Linked DNA regions of Mus musculus: region 1 is linked to region 2. Evidence: chromatin contacts called from ENCODE POLR2A ChIA-PET data. All regions are on one chromosome and are shown on one strand. Each heading gives the region's core, a stretch centred on a gene start or an enhancer-like site at or near the end of the contact. The rest is flanking DNA. Distances are from core to core; before and after follow the strand shown. Region 1 holds the start of Pipox (pipecolic acid oxidase). Region 2 holds the start of Nufip2 (nuclear fragile X mental retardation protein interacting protein 2).

Evidence for each region. ChIA-PET counts read pairs that join two places held with the same protein, here RNA polymerase II (POLR2A).
Region 1: POLR2A ChIA-PET joins it to region 2 with 10 read pairs in embryonic stem cell. The contact joins the promoter of Pipox here to the promoter of Nufip2 in region 2. POLR2A ChIA-PET finds 5 or more read pairs at or near these places in 2 of 5 experiments (Patski and embryonic stem cell).

The regions. Positions count from the first base shown.
Region 1 is chr11:77,889,017-77,896,566 of GRCm38, reverse strand. It overlaps Pipox (pipecolic acid oxidase), which reads left to right and starts at 2,695. Exons shown (of 8, transcript NM_008952.2): 1 at 2,695-2,900; 2 at 4,307-4,455. The coding sequence starts at 2,787.
Region 2 is chr11:77,682,203-77,689,386 of GRCm38, reverse strand. Nufip2 (nuclear fragile X mental retardation protein interacting protein 2) reads right to left here and starts at 3,248. Exons shown (of 4, transcript NM_001024205.2): 1 at 2,880-3,248. The coding sequence starts at 3,159.

The DNA.
Region 1 (7,550 bases), core at 1,446-3,945, 210 kb before region 2:
GCAGGGAACTCATGCCTGCCATTTGGAATCAACATGTCAGCTATTTGCTTAGCTATTCCCCGATGTTGGATCGTTTCCATTATTTTTTAATATTATAAGAGCTCAGATATGCATGTCTTCATATAAAAGCCTTCTCCTCCCCCGAGGGAATAGTTCACCAAGTAGAATTTCTAGGTCAGAATATTTGAACTATTTTATCCTACTGTCCATGGCCCCAGAACGCTCCACGGGACCCTGTATGAATTGCAACTCGGACAACATAATAAGGTTGTATCATTTTTATTTTTGTTTATTTAATAGACACATAATAGTACCTTCGAGTTATTTAATTCCCTTCTCTTCGCCTGCTGGTGAGACTGGGCACACTTCCATGCAAGGATTTATTGCCTGCTTTTCCTTGCGTGCAAGCTGTTCATCTCCGCTGACATCTTATCACAAGAAATCCAGGGGCCGATCTTATATATTTCTATCAAGCCCTTACACACTCAGGGTACCATATTTTTCTTGGTTATATCTGCTATTATTTTACTGTAAGGGATCTGTCCAGCGATGAGGCAGATGTTATCCTGTCCTCTGTGGGGTTGGGGAGGAGGGAGGGGACAGAATGCAGTGACCTTTAGACTCTATTTTTTTTTTCCTCCCTCAGAAGGAAGGAAAAAAAATCCAGTCAAATGGCAGTCCTTCTTTGCGTTCCTATTTTACTAGGAAAGGAAAGACCAGGCAGAAGACAACTAGTTGCTAAGGCTAGTCTGGGGATTGTCTGTGGACGTGTTGCTGGGGATTCAGTCAGCCACTGTGCCCCCCCCCCCCATCATTGTTTTCTCTCTTCCACTGTATGGCCACCAGATACACAGCAAAATGTTAAAATCAGAATCACGACTATAAGTTCTCTCATTGTCACTATAGCATTGTAGTGAGAGGGAAGTGTCCCCGGGCTGGGCTTGTGACTCAGGTAACAGAGTTTCAGCCTAACATTCATTGGTAAAGCCCTGGGTTTGGTCCTCAGCACCATATTAAACCAACATGATGGTACGGGTCTATTTTCCCAGGAGGTAGGGGCAGAAAAATCAGAAGTTCAAGGTCACCTGTGGAGGCAAAGCAGGTTGGAGGCCAGTTAAGCGATACATGAGACCCTGTATCCAAAAAAAACGAAAGAAAATACTAACAAGAAGTAAGTTTTGGAGCAGATAGACCTGGGTTCACATCTTAGCCTCTTGGCACACCTAGAATGGGTCCTTGGGCAGATCCTGCCATCTTTGTCTGTTTAGTGGTGTGTTTATGATTATAAACAACCAACCTCAAAAGTTAGTGTCTAAAAACAAGCATTTTATTTTACTTCATAAAACTGGGGAATGCTGACACAGCTTGGCTGTTGGGTCACGTGCCATGGACTGGGTCAGGTCATGGGTGGTTAGTTTGTCTGGACACAAGGTCCAAAATGGCTTCTCTTCCTATGTGTGACTTTTCTCATCTCTCTCTCTCACAGAGTGGCTGGACTTCTAACATGTTGGTTCAGGGTCTAAGAACGAGTGCTTCAACACAAGAAGATGTCCAAAGGCTTGGGTCAGAAAGAGGGTAGCAGTCACTGTATTCTATTGGGCAAGCATGTAATGGGAAAACCGACAGAGAACTTGAGGCTATCTCTAATCTGCTCAAAAAAAATGAGGATAAAAATACACACACACACATACAAAAAAAAAAAAAAATCCTGAGAATTTAATGAGATAATGTATTCCGAGGCAGATTTACCAGGAAGCTAATAAAACTTCAACCATGGGGCTCTCTAATTGAGCGGTCTCTTCGAAGTCCTGCCATCTAGTTTTGCATGACTAATTTTTTCTTTTTTTTTTTTTTTTCTCTTTTATTTTTAGTGCTGGGTGCTAAACCCAGGACCCCGAACATGCCAAACACAAAAGTCTACCGCTGAGCTAAGCCTCCAGGCCCCTTTCCCCTTTTATCTTAAAATGGACCCCCAAAGTGTATAAGAATCAGGACCTGCCAACCCTGGCTCTGTCCCCAGTGCCTGTAACAATCCCCATTGAGCCTGCTGCCTGGCACAGAAGGCTTCTCTGCACATGGCCCCTGTGTGTGCTGGCTGGTGCCTGGTTCCCCGTGTGCCTGAGGACAAGGTTCTTCCTCGCACTGTCCTTTCCTGGATTTTTTTTTTTCCTCTTCAGGATCATTTATTGTCCTTTTTTCAACATGAAAGTAAAACACACTGAGAATGATTTCATAATCACAAAACTGCCCTCCCAGTTGGCCCCTGCATCTACCCCCTGACCTCGCCACCCACCAGGGAGGAGGGCCATACCCTGGGCATCCTGCCAAGTTCTTGGCTGGCCGGGTAGCTCTCTGGAGGAAATCAAGCTGCAGAGAGGGAAGCCAGCAGGGGGAGGCAGCATTCCCGGGGCCCAGCTTGGTCTGGGAGGCATTGAAATTCCGGGCAAAGTCCTGAGACAAAGATCATAATGAGACAGGAAGGTGGCATGGGAAGGCGCCATTTGCATGACAATAATTGAGCCAAGAATAGCAAACTGGAGGGATGCAAGGGTGAGGCTAGCAGCTGAGCTGGGCGAAACCTCACAAATCAGTCCACCCAGCTCTGCTCTGCAGGGGGAGGCGGAGGCTGAGCCCTGTGCCAGGCTTTTTGGGGAGGGAAAGAAAGACAAGGACATGAGCCCCAAGGGATTGTGGGAACTCTAGTTTAGCTGGACTTTGCCTCCCTCCTCCCCCTGTAGCCTGGAGGTGCCTTTGTTTGCCTTCTCTTCAGTGGGCTTTGTGGCATCATGGCTGCTCAGACAGATTTCTGGGATGCTATTGTGATTGGAGCAGGCATCCAGGGCTGCTTTACCGCGTACCACCTGGCCAAACACTCCAAGAGCGTCCTCCTGCTGGAGCAGGTACACTGTGCCTTCTGCCCTTCTGCTATATAAGACTGTCCCCTCTTCTTTCCTCTCCTAGGGAGGGCTTTCCAGAATTTTTGGGCTATAAGTGAAGCCAAACGGTCAGACATCAGGAATTCTGTGCACTTCGTAGCTTCGTAGCCACTTCACGTGGATCTTGACAATGCAAAGAAAATTCCCACCCTTAAGTCCACGTGAGGTTTCTTGGTATACTCTTTTAAGTCTCTTAGTTCTTGCCCCGGATCAAGAAGTGTCCCACTTCTTTTCATTCTTGCAACCCTGTCTTGTCTTTGCCCACATGGTTGATACAACCAGAAAAAGAATCAATTCTGCTCTGGGTAACCTTAAATAAAGACAGTTTTGCCTAGAGGCAAAGGCTGATGTACCAGCTTTGGAGAAAGCTGCGTTTTCTCAGCTGCTCCTTCCAGAACCTAGCAGGAGCTGCTGTTGAATTCTTCCACCTTTGGGTAACAGCGACCTCCTCACTTGATGCCCGGGAACTAAGACACAGGTCGTCTTTCCTTAAAGGAAAAGTGATCACATGACTGCTTCAAATGAGGGTGGCACTGGGACCCTGCAGGGCCCCTCAGGGGTGGGGCCTATGCAATCTGTCAAGTTGAGTTTTCTACCCCTGTGGCTTCTTCCTTTCCATTCTGCCTTGCAGCTCTCTGAGCAGGTTACCACATCCTGGGAATTGTCTTCAGTTCCTCTGTTTTCCCAAAGCCCAAGGGATTTCTGTTACAACCTGCAGGAAAACCTCCATTTTGCTTCACCCCGCACCCCCCTAATCCTAAGATTGCTCCCTTATCCTGGGTACCTGAAGGCTCAGTGAGATGACATCCTTTTCCTGATCCGGAAAACCATGGGGCTCGATTTGCATAATCTGGAAGGTTTTCTGACTCTGCTTTTCTAGGCATCTAAGCAGGGTGTGAATTCAGTGGGATAATAGAAGGTTATTAACAAATGGATGGGTGGCTGCCAGGGCTATTTACAAAAGGAAAAATTTAGTCAGTGCTGAGGTACTATTGCTAACCAGAATGCCTGGCCAATCAGTGGGCCTCAAGGAGACCTGGAAGTATGGAAATATTTGAAAATATCTAGGCCTGGCGATGAGCACCTGAAAATCCCAGTTGCTCAGGAGACCAATGTAGGGGGATTGCAAGCTTAAGGCCTGCCTGGGCTACATAACATGACAGTGACTCAAATAAGAAATAAAAAGAGGTCTAGGGCAATAGATAGCTCATCTGCAGGGCACCTACTTGCCTCCTTTGTGCAAGGCCAGAGGTCTAGGCCCCAGGATTAGAAAGGAACCATTTGAAGCCTAAGATGGCTCCTAAAGAACAAAGGGAAGGCTGAGCCAAAGGGCAGTGACTTCCATTGTCTTTCTTGTCTTTCTTGTCAAGTTCTTTCTTCCCCATTCCCGAGGAAGCTCACATGGACAGAGCCGCATAATCAGAAAGGCTTATCCAGAGGACTTCTACACGATGATGATGAAGGAATGTTATCAGACATGGGCCCAGCTGGAGCGTGAAGCCGGAACCCAGTTACACAGGTGGGCGAGGGAGGAAGACCAGGAACACAGGGGACCCATCCCTCCAGGTGCTTTGAATGTGTGATGCTGTAAGGTGTGAACTTGAAATGCAACTGGAGGGACACAAGCCCAGGAGGGAGGTGCCAGTCATGTGGAGGCCTTCTGCTCACTGTCACAGATGCTGCTGGCCTCTGTACCTTTGAGTTCCAGGCCTGGTTAGATCCTGTGACCAAGGCTCTTACAGGTTGTTTTCTGAAAACTTAGAGGATGACCATGGACAGGTATCTAGAGCAGGCCTGCGCAAAGCCTTCCAGAGCCATCTTATAGGGCCTGCGTCAAAATCTATATAATTTTTTTGTTTTTTGTTTTTTGTTTTTTGAGATGGTTTCTCTGTGTAGCCCCGGCTGTCCTGGAACTCACTCTGTAGACCAGGCTGGCCTCGAACTCAGAAATCTGCCTGCCTCTGCCTCCCAAGTGCTGGGATTAAAGGCGTTAGCCACCACCGCCCGGCTAAAATCTATATTCTAACTCATGTCCTAACTTAAAAAATAGTATGTATAATGTATGTGTATGGATGTTTTGCCTACATACTTATATGTGCAACTACATATGTGCCTGGTGCCCAGAAAGGTCAAAAGAGAGTATTCAACCTTGGAACTGGAGTTACAGACAGTTGTGAGCTGCCATGTGGGTGCTAGGAATTGAACCTTGATTTTCTGCAAGAGCAACAAATACTCTTAACCACTGAGCCGTCTCTCCTGCCTCCTTTTTATGCTGTACCCTCATCCCCACAACAACCCTACAAATGCATTTTATTAATACACTATCCCCTGGGAACAAAAGCAGGTGTTCCAGGGGCCAGACTACTTGCCAGGAAGTGACCCTGAAGCAGCTTCAAACCTTAGGGTTCCTCTGACAGTGGCCTTTCTGACACTCTCAGGGAGGAACCAGAAACTACTCCTGCACCCCCTTTTACTCCTCTGAACTCTTAACTGAACCTCCTTTACATAACCCTGGCTCTGCCCCACAGGGTGGCAGTTATTTTAATGGCCGTGAACCAAGAGGTTACTGTTCTGTTACAAAAACACCATTAACTTAAGAACAAAGTGAAATCCATTATGCAAATACAGCCAGGGCAGCTAATTAAGGATTTATTCAGAGACAGCTAATACACCCAGCACCCAAATAAAGGAGAATGTCTTTCTGAGGAGTGGCCTGGCAAAAGGGACCCTTCTCTGGCTGCTGGCTGTGAGTACTACTGAGCTCTATTAGGTAGGAGATGAGCTGAGCCTTGAAGGGCAGAAGTCTGCCCAGCAAATGTTGACCGACAGGCAATCATGAGATGCCTGGTGTCACACAGTTTGGCTTTACTTCCTGACTCAACTCCTACCAGCTATGTGGTTGAACTCTCTGTATCTCATAGGGATGTTTGAAGGTTAAATGAGTCTGGAAAATACTCAGCACAGTGCCTGGTACCTTTGAATCCTTGAGGTTTCTCCCTGCTATCCTGGGTCTGTTGGGCTACAGAGGAGGAAGATCAAGAGACAGCAAAAGGGAGGCAACAAGGACATCGGGATGTTACCTAGCTGAATAAGGCCCTGGGTTTGATCCCCAGCCCCCACCCCCATGACACTGGGCATGGTGGTGCACTCCTGCAATCCCAACACTTGGGAATCAGGAGGCAGGAGGAATGGTACAGTGATTAAAAGAGCTGCACAAACTTGAGATCCAGGATTTGGATGCCAGCATCCATGTATCAAAATCCAAAGAGGTGAGAAACGCATGTGGTCGCAAGCCTCTCAGGATCCCAAGCCTCTCCGTGTGTACAGCTCACTCACTTTACTCCACAGTTTTGTTTTAAAAGAATTATTTTTTATGTATGTGAGTACACTGTCGCTGTCTTCAGACACACAAGAAGAGGGCACTGGATCCCATGACAGATGGATGCGAGTCACCATGTGGTTGCTGGGATTTGAACTCAGGATCTCTGGAAGAACAGCCAGTACTCTTAACCGCTGAGCCATCTCTCCAGCCCTTATTCCATAAAAAAACAAAACAAACAAACAAACAAACAAAAAACTGAAAGGGGAAGCTACTGAGCATCAGGGTGTGTTCTTCTCTTCCTCTTCTCTTCTCTTCTCTTCTCTTCTCTTCTCTTCTCTTCTCTTCTCTTCTCTTCTCTTCTCTCCTCTCCTCTCCTCTCCTCTCCTCTCCCCTCCCCTCCCCTCCCCTCCCCTCCCCTCCCCTCCCCTCCCCTCCCCTCTTCACCTCTTTCTCTCTCCTCCCCTTCCCTCTCTCTCTTCTGTCTCTTCCTTCTCCTTCTCCTCCTCCTTCTTCGTTTTTTTTTTTTTTTTTAACAAGGTCTCACTCAGTCTCTTAGATATTGGGGACTGCAGGCATGTGCCACCAGCAGCTGTGTAGCAGTCATAATGTATTACTGTAAATCACTGAATTACTACACTCTCCGTTTGGAACAGAGGTCAGCAAACTTATTCTGTAAGCCACACAGGAAGTATGTTAGGCTTCTCTGGCCATATGGTCTCTTGCAAATATTCAAGTCTGCCATTGTAGTGTGAAAGCAGCCAAAGATGCAAATAGATGAACCTGGATGCATTCCAATAAAACTTTATTTCAAAAAAAATTATTTTGAGACACCAAAATCTGGATTTTATGCTATTTCCTTGTGCTTTTTAAAGGTTTATTTTTAAATTTTTTAAAAATGTATTTCTTTTTATTTTATGTGTTTTGAGTGTTTTGCCTGCATAGATATGTGTACAACTCATACATGCCTGCTGCCCTTGGCGGTACCAGAAGGAATTTGACCCTTGGAAATGAATTTAGAGAGAGTTGTGAGCCTCGCTGAGAACTGAACCCAGATCTTCTGCAAGATCAATAAGCACTCTAACAGCTAAGTCGTCGCTCCCAGCTTAGGTTAATTTTTTACATGTATGAGTATTTTATCTGCATATGTGTATGTGTACTGTGTATCTGGTGCCCATGGAGGTCAGAATGTGGGGTCATATCCCCAAGGACTGGAGTCATAGACTCCATCCCATCACGTGGGTGCTATGAACCAAATCTGGGGTTTCAGCATGAACAGCCAGTGCTCTTAGCCA
Region 2 (7,184 bases), core at 1,999-4,498:
TAATTATATATATATATATGTGTATATATATATATATATATATATATATATATACATACATATATATATATTAAAAGGTGGGCAAGCCGGGTGTGGTGGCACATGCCTTTAATCCCAGCACTTAGGTGAGGCAGAAGCAGGTGGATTTCTGAGTTCGAGGCCAGCCTGGTCTACAGAGTGAGTTCCAGGACAGCCAGGGCTATACAGAAGCCCTGTCTCTGAAAATTAAGAAAACAAACAAACAAACAAACAAAAATTCACTTAACTACATATTTGTCTCCCTATGGCCTTGACATGCACTAAGTATGATAAGTACCTTTTAAAGCTTAGATATTTAAGAAAAATGTGAAGATGGTAGTTATTACAGAAAGCAATTAAAGAATCCCTGTGTCTTTATTATTTAGGGTGCCATGAGAACTCCACTTCAAATGGACTCAGCAAAACTTGAGTCCCAAATAAATCTAGCTTTTAGATTTGACACTGCAATTACTCAACATGTTTTGTCTCCTGTGCCCTCTTCTGGATCCAGAAAACCAGTTTCTCATAGCTTTGGAAGTAATGGTTCATAAAAACTTGTTAAGTATTTCCCTAGCATTTTCTAGATTTTTTAGCACAGTACCCAACGACCAAACCACATACGGGAAAGCCGCTGAGCCCAACTGTTAATAACCTCTAAATTTCCTAAACCCAGTTCCCTCCTCATTCTTCATCCCAGGTTAAGACACATTGTGAGGAGGGCCACCTTCAATGAATGGTTCAGGGTCTGCCTTTCTATGCAGTGAGGAGCCCTGTGGGGAATACATAAACCTCATAAAAGACAAATTCTGAATCTGTGAACAATACCACTGGGCAACCTTGATACTTTCTCACCTCATGAAAAGCAAAACTAATACAGTTACATAATTCCTAAGTTTCTAGGCTGCTGTAAATCCTTACAATTAAACACTTCTGCTCTATCATCAGTCCCTACTACCCTACAAAAGAAAATCTGATATCCACTCAGCTCTGCCTTCAAAGTTATATTGTCTACAGTAAGTTTTTCACCAGTAACTTACTTGTATTACTTGAAAGACTAAGTTTAACACTTCTTTCTTCATTCCCTTTTCAGTTAAAAACAAAACAAAACAAAACAAAACGTGTGAATATATAAACTTTGATGCTTATTTTAAGTAGCTCAAGGCTCCACATTTAATGTTAAATAATACTCAGTTAGGGGATGGAAGTCGGTTTTAAAATGCACCAAAACGCCTCTTAACCACCAAAAAGGTCTTGTCCAAGGTAAAGGGCTGGTGACAACCACATGGACAAGTCACTTCCAGTTCATAGTTAAAGAAACAGGAAAGCCAAAACTGCCCGTGTTGTCCCACCCATTAGAGCATCGGATTAATCCCTCCCACAAAGTCACTACCCAGCTCAGAAGTTTAGGTGTTCGGTGGAAAACGAATGGAACAAAGTTTGAGAGGTTGTTCCCCAACCCCCCCCCATTTTTTTTTTTTTTTTTTGGGTAGGAAATGCGCTGCTATAAAGAAAAAAGGCCTAAGTGAAAAAGCCTCCGAGGCGGAGTCGTGAGCGAACCTGGCAGGAGATGAGATTCCTGTGGCAGAGAAACTCGTGACCCGGGAGCTTGGTTCCCGCTGGGTACCCCACCCGGCCTCAGGCACCGCCTCTCCCCAAAACGAATCCCCCTCGCCCCTCGCAGGCCAGCGGAACGCTACGGCCACGGCCGCCGCCCGGGCCTCCTTCCCCCTTCAAGCTCCTCTTCAAGGCCCGCTCCCCGCCCGCGCCTCCCGCCGCACCCGGGAGCGGGAAACGCGGCCGTCGGGCGCGCGGGGCCACGGTGCAGGCCGCTCCCCTCGTGGCCGCTTCCCTCCCCCACCCCAACCGCCCCCGCCCCTCACCCCAGGGACCCGCCCGGGGCCGCGCGGCCGCCACCGGGTTACACAACCCCGGCGCGGCGCGGCGCGGAGGGGGAGGGGCGGCGGGCGGCGGCCGCCCGCAGTGCGGGGGGGACCCGGAAAAGGGCCGCAGAGGGTCCCGGGGCAGCCGGGCCGGCGTGCCGTGTGGCCTTCGGCACCCTTCCCCCTCCGCTCCTCCGCCGGCCGGAGTCGGTGACAGGAATCAGCTTCCAACATGGCGGACAGGAAGCGGCCCCGCGAGGAGGAGAGAACATTCCAGCCTCGCCGGCTCCGAGGCGAGCGGGCCAGGGGCGCCGGCCTGCGGAGAAGCCCTCGCGGACAGACAACGGGGTCCGGACGCGCAAGACGGGCGTTTAGGGGTGGAAATGACCCGAGGGACGATAGGGTCCCCCACACACCCAGACGGCAAACCCCAAGGCCACAGGTGGGCTCGGGGCGGCGGGTGAGCGAGGACGCTTCCTCAACTTAGCCCTCAGCCCCGCTCGTCGCCGCCTGCAAGCGGCTCTCGCGACACCACCCGCATCAGGATGGATTCACTAGGCCTGAATTACATACACCTCGGGGGAATTTTTTATTTTATTTTTTTAGGGCGGCTGAGTTTCACCCCCTTCTTAGGGGCCCCCACATTCAGGCAACTCCAGGGCCCGCACTAGAGGGGAAAAAGAAGATGAAGGCTGGACTTCCAAGGCCGAGGGCACAGCTCTGCCTCCGGCCGGCCGGGGCGGGGACCGAGGAAGGTCACGCCGGCCTGGCTGGGCCTCTCCCATGCTAAAGGGAAGGAGAGGGCGCTGCAATCCCCACCTCGCGGCCCGGCCCGCGCCCGGGAAGAATGGAAGGGGGCATCCCCGGCCCGGCGGGACGCACACCCGGACCGGGTCCGCGCTTTTCCCATCTAGCCCCACCCCCATCGCTTCCCCCCCCTCCAATCCAGTCCCCCTTCCCCCACCGCCCTCCCTCTCAGACCTGTTTTCTTCTTCGGCGTTTCCTGGTGCTGCTGGAGGGTGTGTTTCTGCTCATGTTTCAGCGGCTTGGGCTGGGCCTTGGGGCTGCCCTCGGCTCCATGCTGCAGGTATTGGTGAGGCTGCTGGTGATGGTGGTGGTGGTGGTGGTTGTGGCTGTGGTTGTAGAAATAATAATGGTGGTGGTGGTGCGACTGCTGCTGCTGCTGCTGCTGGGGATGATGGTGCGGATGGTGGTGGCTGTGATGGTGCTGAGGCTGTGGCTGGCCGGGCTTCTCCTCCATTGAAAGCGGCTGGGACTCCCTGGCTGAGGCTGCGGGCTGCTGCACCGTCAGGATCTGAGACTGCTTCTCCGCGCTCGCTCGGTATATCTGAGCGCGTCTCGCCAGCGCACTGGTTAAGCGAGAGGATCTGCGAGATTGGCAGCCGTGCTCCAGCAATGAGGAGCCACGCTGCGCGTCAAGCCCCGCCCCTAGCTCAAATCCTCTTCCCTTCCCCTTCGCCACCGCCGCCTGGCCAACGCCACTTACCCTATGCAACCTCACAGGGCCGGGCCTTCAACGTCAGCATTATGGCTCTCTCTTCTATCGCTTTCTCTCCTTCACCACGCAGTTAGCGAACAGCACTTTCTACACTCCTCACACCGAGCAAGCTGATGTCGAGTGTAGCAGATTCCACTGACGATTCTACTGGCGCTAGGAGCCATCTGTTGGTTTTGCACCTCCTAGAATGTGTTGGGTTGTGAGTGTGTGTGTGTGTGTGTGTGTGTGTGTGTGTTTAATTCTTTTCCGGGTAGCCAGAGAGGAAAGCTCAATTTCCTTAACCCTTAAACCACGAAGGGGGCAATTCAAAAAAGAGGAAATAAATACATTTTTAAGAATACAAGAGCTTCACAACTCGATAGATCGTTTTCGTATTCTGGATTCATTTTGCTTTGTATTCATATGCTAATCTCTTCCTTTCCACGGAGGGATTATAGGGTTCCACAATAGGGTATCTGTGTAATTTTCTAAAAGGGGACAAAGGGCTTAAATCATTGTTTCTTTGTAGTTGAAAGCAAGAGAGAGGGAGGAATGAAAAAAATCTACACTGAAGTTTTTTGGGTGTTTTTGTTGTTTTTTTAATCAAACACTGCAGGTGAGGTCAACTATGGAACCAAAATAGATTTTAGACTAAGACTTTCAAAAGTGAAATAAAGGAGAAAGGAACCCTTTAAAAGTTCTTAAGGTTTGGGTTTTTAAAACATTTTTGTATTAAATTTAAGGAAAACATTGAAATGTAAAGGTGTATTTGCAATTTATGCTGTTAATTTAACCTGTTATGATAGGAAGAAGGTTGTGATAAGCACAGACACGGGGTACCCTCGAAATATATATTTGGGGGACTTGGCTAGGAGTTTTGTTTGTTTTGGACTGGTTTGTTTTTGAAACAGACTATGTAAACCTGATTGGCTTGGAACTACCTAAGTAGAAGTGTCTGGCCAACTAAGAGATTCCCCCTGTTTCTGCCTCATGAATGCTGGGATTAAAGTCCTACACACACCAGCATACCCCAGCCAATGTGCTATTGCTATTACATGAATAATTGCTTTAAAATTCATTAAATTAGATATACATTTGTCTATGTATTATAAGGGATTTTTTTTTTTTTTGGTACAGCCCTGGCTGTCCTGGAACTCACTCCTGTAGACCAGGCTGGCCTCTGCCTTCCAAGTGCTGGGATTAAAGGCATGCCCCACCATCACTGCCCTCCCCCCAAGGGAAAATTTAAATGTAAAGTTTACCATCTTACTTTGTATTTGTTTTGTTGTTTTGTCTTTGTTTGTTTGTTTGTTTGTTTGTTTTTGATCTTCCTCTGTATCTCTGACTGGCCTGTTATTCACTATGTAGCCCAGGCTAGCTTCAAATTGTTTCAGTCCCCCTCACAAATACTGTCATTGCAGGCACTAGAACCTATATCTCTTGAAACCCCATACCTTTTCAATGATAAAGCCCTTAAGGCTGGAGGAATAGGTCAGCTGTTAAAAGCAGCGTTTTCTGCTCTTGCAAAGGACCAGAGTTCAATGCTGAGCACTCACACAGCAGCAGCATGATCATCCATAGCTCTAGTTCTGGGGGCCCAACTTCCCTTCTGAAGTCCAAGGGCACCAGACACACACGTGGTACACATAATTAGGTGTATTTTGTATGTGTGATTTTTTTTTTTATCCCCATGTGTATATGTTCACCATGTGTATGCCTGGTGCCTGCTAAAGTCAGAAGAGCTTTGTCAGGTCCCTTACATGTGGCATTAAGAATGGTTGTGATCCCAGTACTCGGGAGGCAGAGGCAGGCTGATTTCTGAGTTGGAGGCCAGCCTGGTCTACAGAGTGAGTTCCAGGACAGCCAGGGCTACACAGAGAAACCCTGCCTCAAAAAGCAAAGACAAACAAACAAACAAAAAGAATGGTTAGGATCACTGTGTGGGGCTGGGAACTAAACTTGAGTCTTCTGCAAGAGCAACAAGAAGTCTCAGCCACTGAGTCATCTCTTCAGCCCTGTTTTAATTATTCATTTCTGTTTGCTTAGCATTTATTGTTTTGGTTTTTTGTTTTGTTTTGTTTTGTTTTGTCAGAGTCTCTTATAGCATAGACTAACATCCAACTCACTTTCAGTCAAGGATGAGCTTGAACTTTCGATCCTTCTACCTCCCACATGTTGGTATTTCAAGTGTGTGCTACCATAATGTCTTTAAGATGTATTCATATTACGTTACATGAATAAAAAGGTCTTTCCTTTTTTTATGACTAAATATTTCATGGTGAGTAAGTATGCTTTGGGAAGGTATATATACAACATTTTTTGTTATGAATTTATTTGATAATAGGTATGTATTTTATAGCTTTTACAGTGTGACTGGAAAAGTAGAGATGGCAGTTGTCGATGAGTTTGTGGCCAGCCTAGTCTATGTAGCTGAGGTAAGGCTAGCCAGGGCTGCCTAATAAGACTCATTAAATTAAACAAGTGTTCTTTGACTCTGTGTGTGTGTGTGTGTGTGTGTGTGTGTGTGTGTGCAGTGCCCTTAGAGACCAGACAAGTAGGATACCCTAGAACTAGAGTTATTGATAGCTGTGATCTACTCTTATTGAGAACTAAACTCAGATCATCTACCAGAGCAGACAGTGCTCTTAAATACTGAGCCATCAGGGCTGGAGAAATGGCTCAGTGGCTGAGAGCACTGACTGCTCTTTCAGAGGTCCTGAGTTCAATTTCCAGCAACCACGTGGTAGCTAGTATCTGTTTTTTTCTTCCCTTTTCTCTCTTCCTTTCTCTTCTTTCTGCCTTTCTTTCTTTCTTTCTTTCTTTCTTTCTTTCTTTCTTTCTTTCTTTCTTTCTTCCTTCCTTCCTTCCTTCCTTCCTTCCTTCCTTCCTTCCTTCCTTCCTTTTTGTTGGGGAGTAGAGGAGTGGTTTTTGGCTTTTTGTTTGTTGAGACAGGGTTTCTCTGTGTAGCTCTAGATATCCTGGAACTCACTATGTAGACCAGCCTGGCCTTGAGCTCAGAAATCAGCCTGCCTCTGCCTTCAAAGGAATGCGCCACTACTGTAGGGTGATATTTTTCAGTATGTAATATTTGAAGATATAATATAAATATTTTTTCTTTTTATAAAAATAGTGGGGTTGGAGAGATGGCTCAGCAGTTAAGAGGACTGACTGCTCTTCCAGAGGTCCTGAGTTCAATTCCCAGCAACCACATGGTGGCTTACAATCATCTGTGATAGGATCCAATGCCCTCTTCTGGTGTGTGTCTCAAGACAGCTGTGGTGTACTCATATAAAATAAACAAACAAACAAATAATCTTTTTAAAAAATGTGTGTCTTATGGGTGTTTTGTGTGCATGTCTGGGTACCACATGTGTGTCTGGTGCCTCAGAGACCATAGGAAATGATCAGATACTTTAGAACTGGAGTTATAGATTTTTGTGAACTACTAGGTGGATGCAGGAATAGAATCCCTGGCACTTTACAAGAAACCATTCTCTCAACCACTGATCCATCTCTCCAGGCCCAGAATATTTTTTTTTTTTCTTAATGAGAGCCATCTTAAACCTGAATCCTTCCCTATTAAAATGTTACTAACATTTTGAGATTTGACTTAGCAGTATAACCTCAGGTCCTACATGGCCTTTTATGGTCTTCATCCCAGCACTATGAAGGCTGAGACAAGATGATGAGTACAACGTTGAGGACAGCCTGGGTTACATAATGAGTTACAGGCCAGCCAAGGCTACAGAGTGAGACCCTGTCCCAAAGGATGGGGAAAAAATATGAAA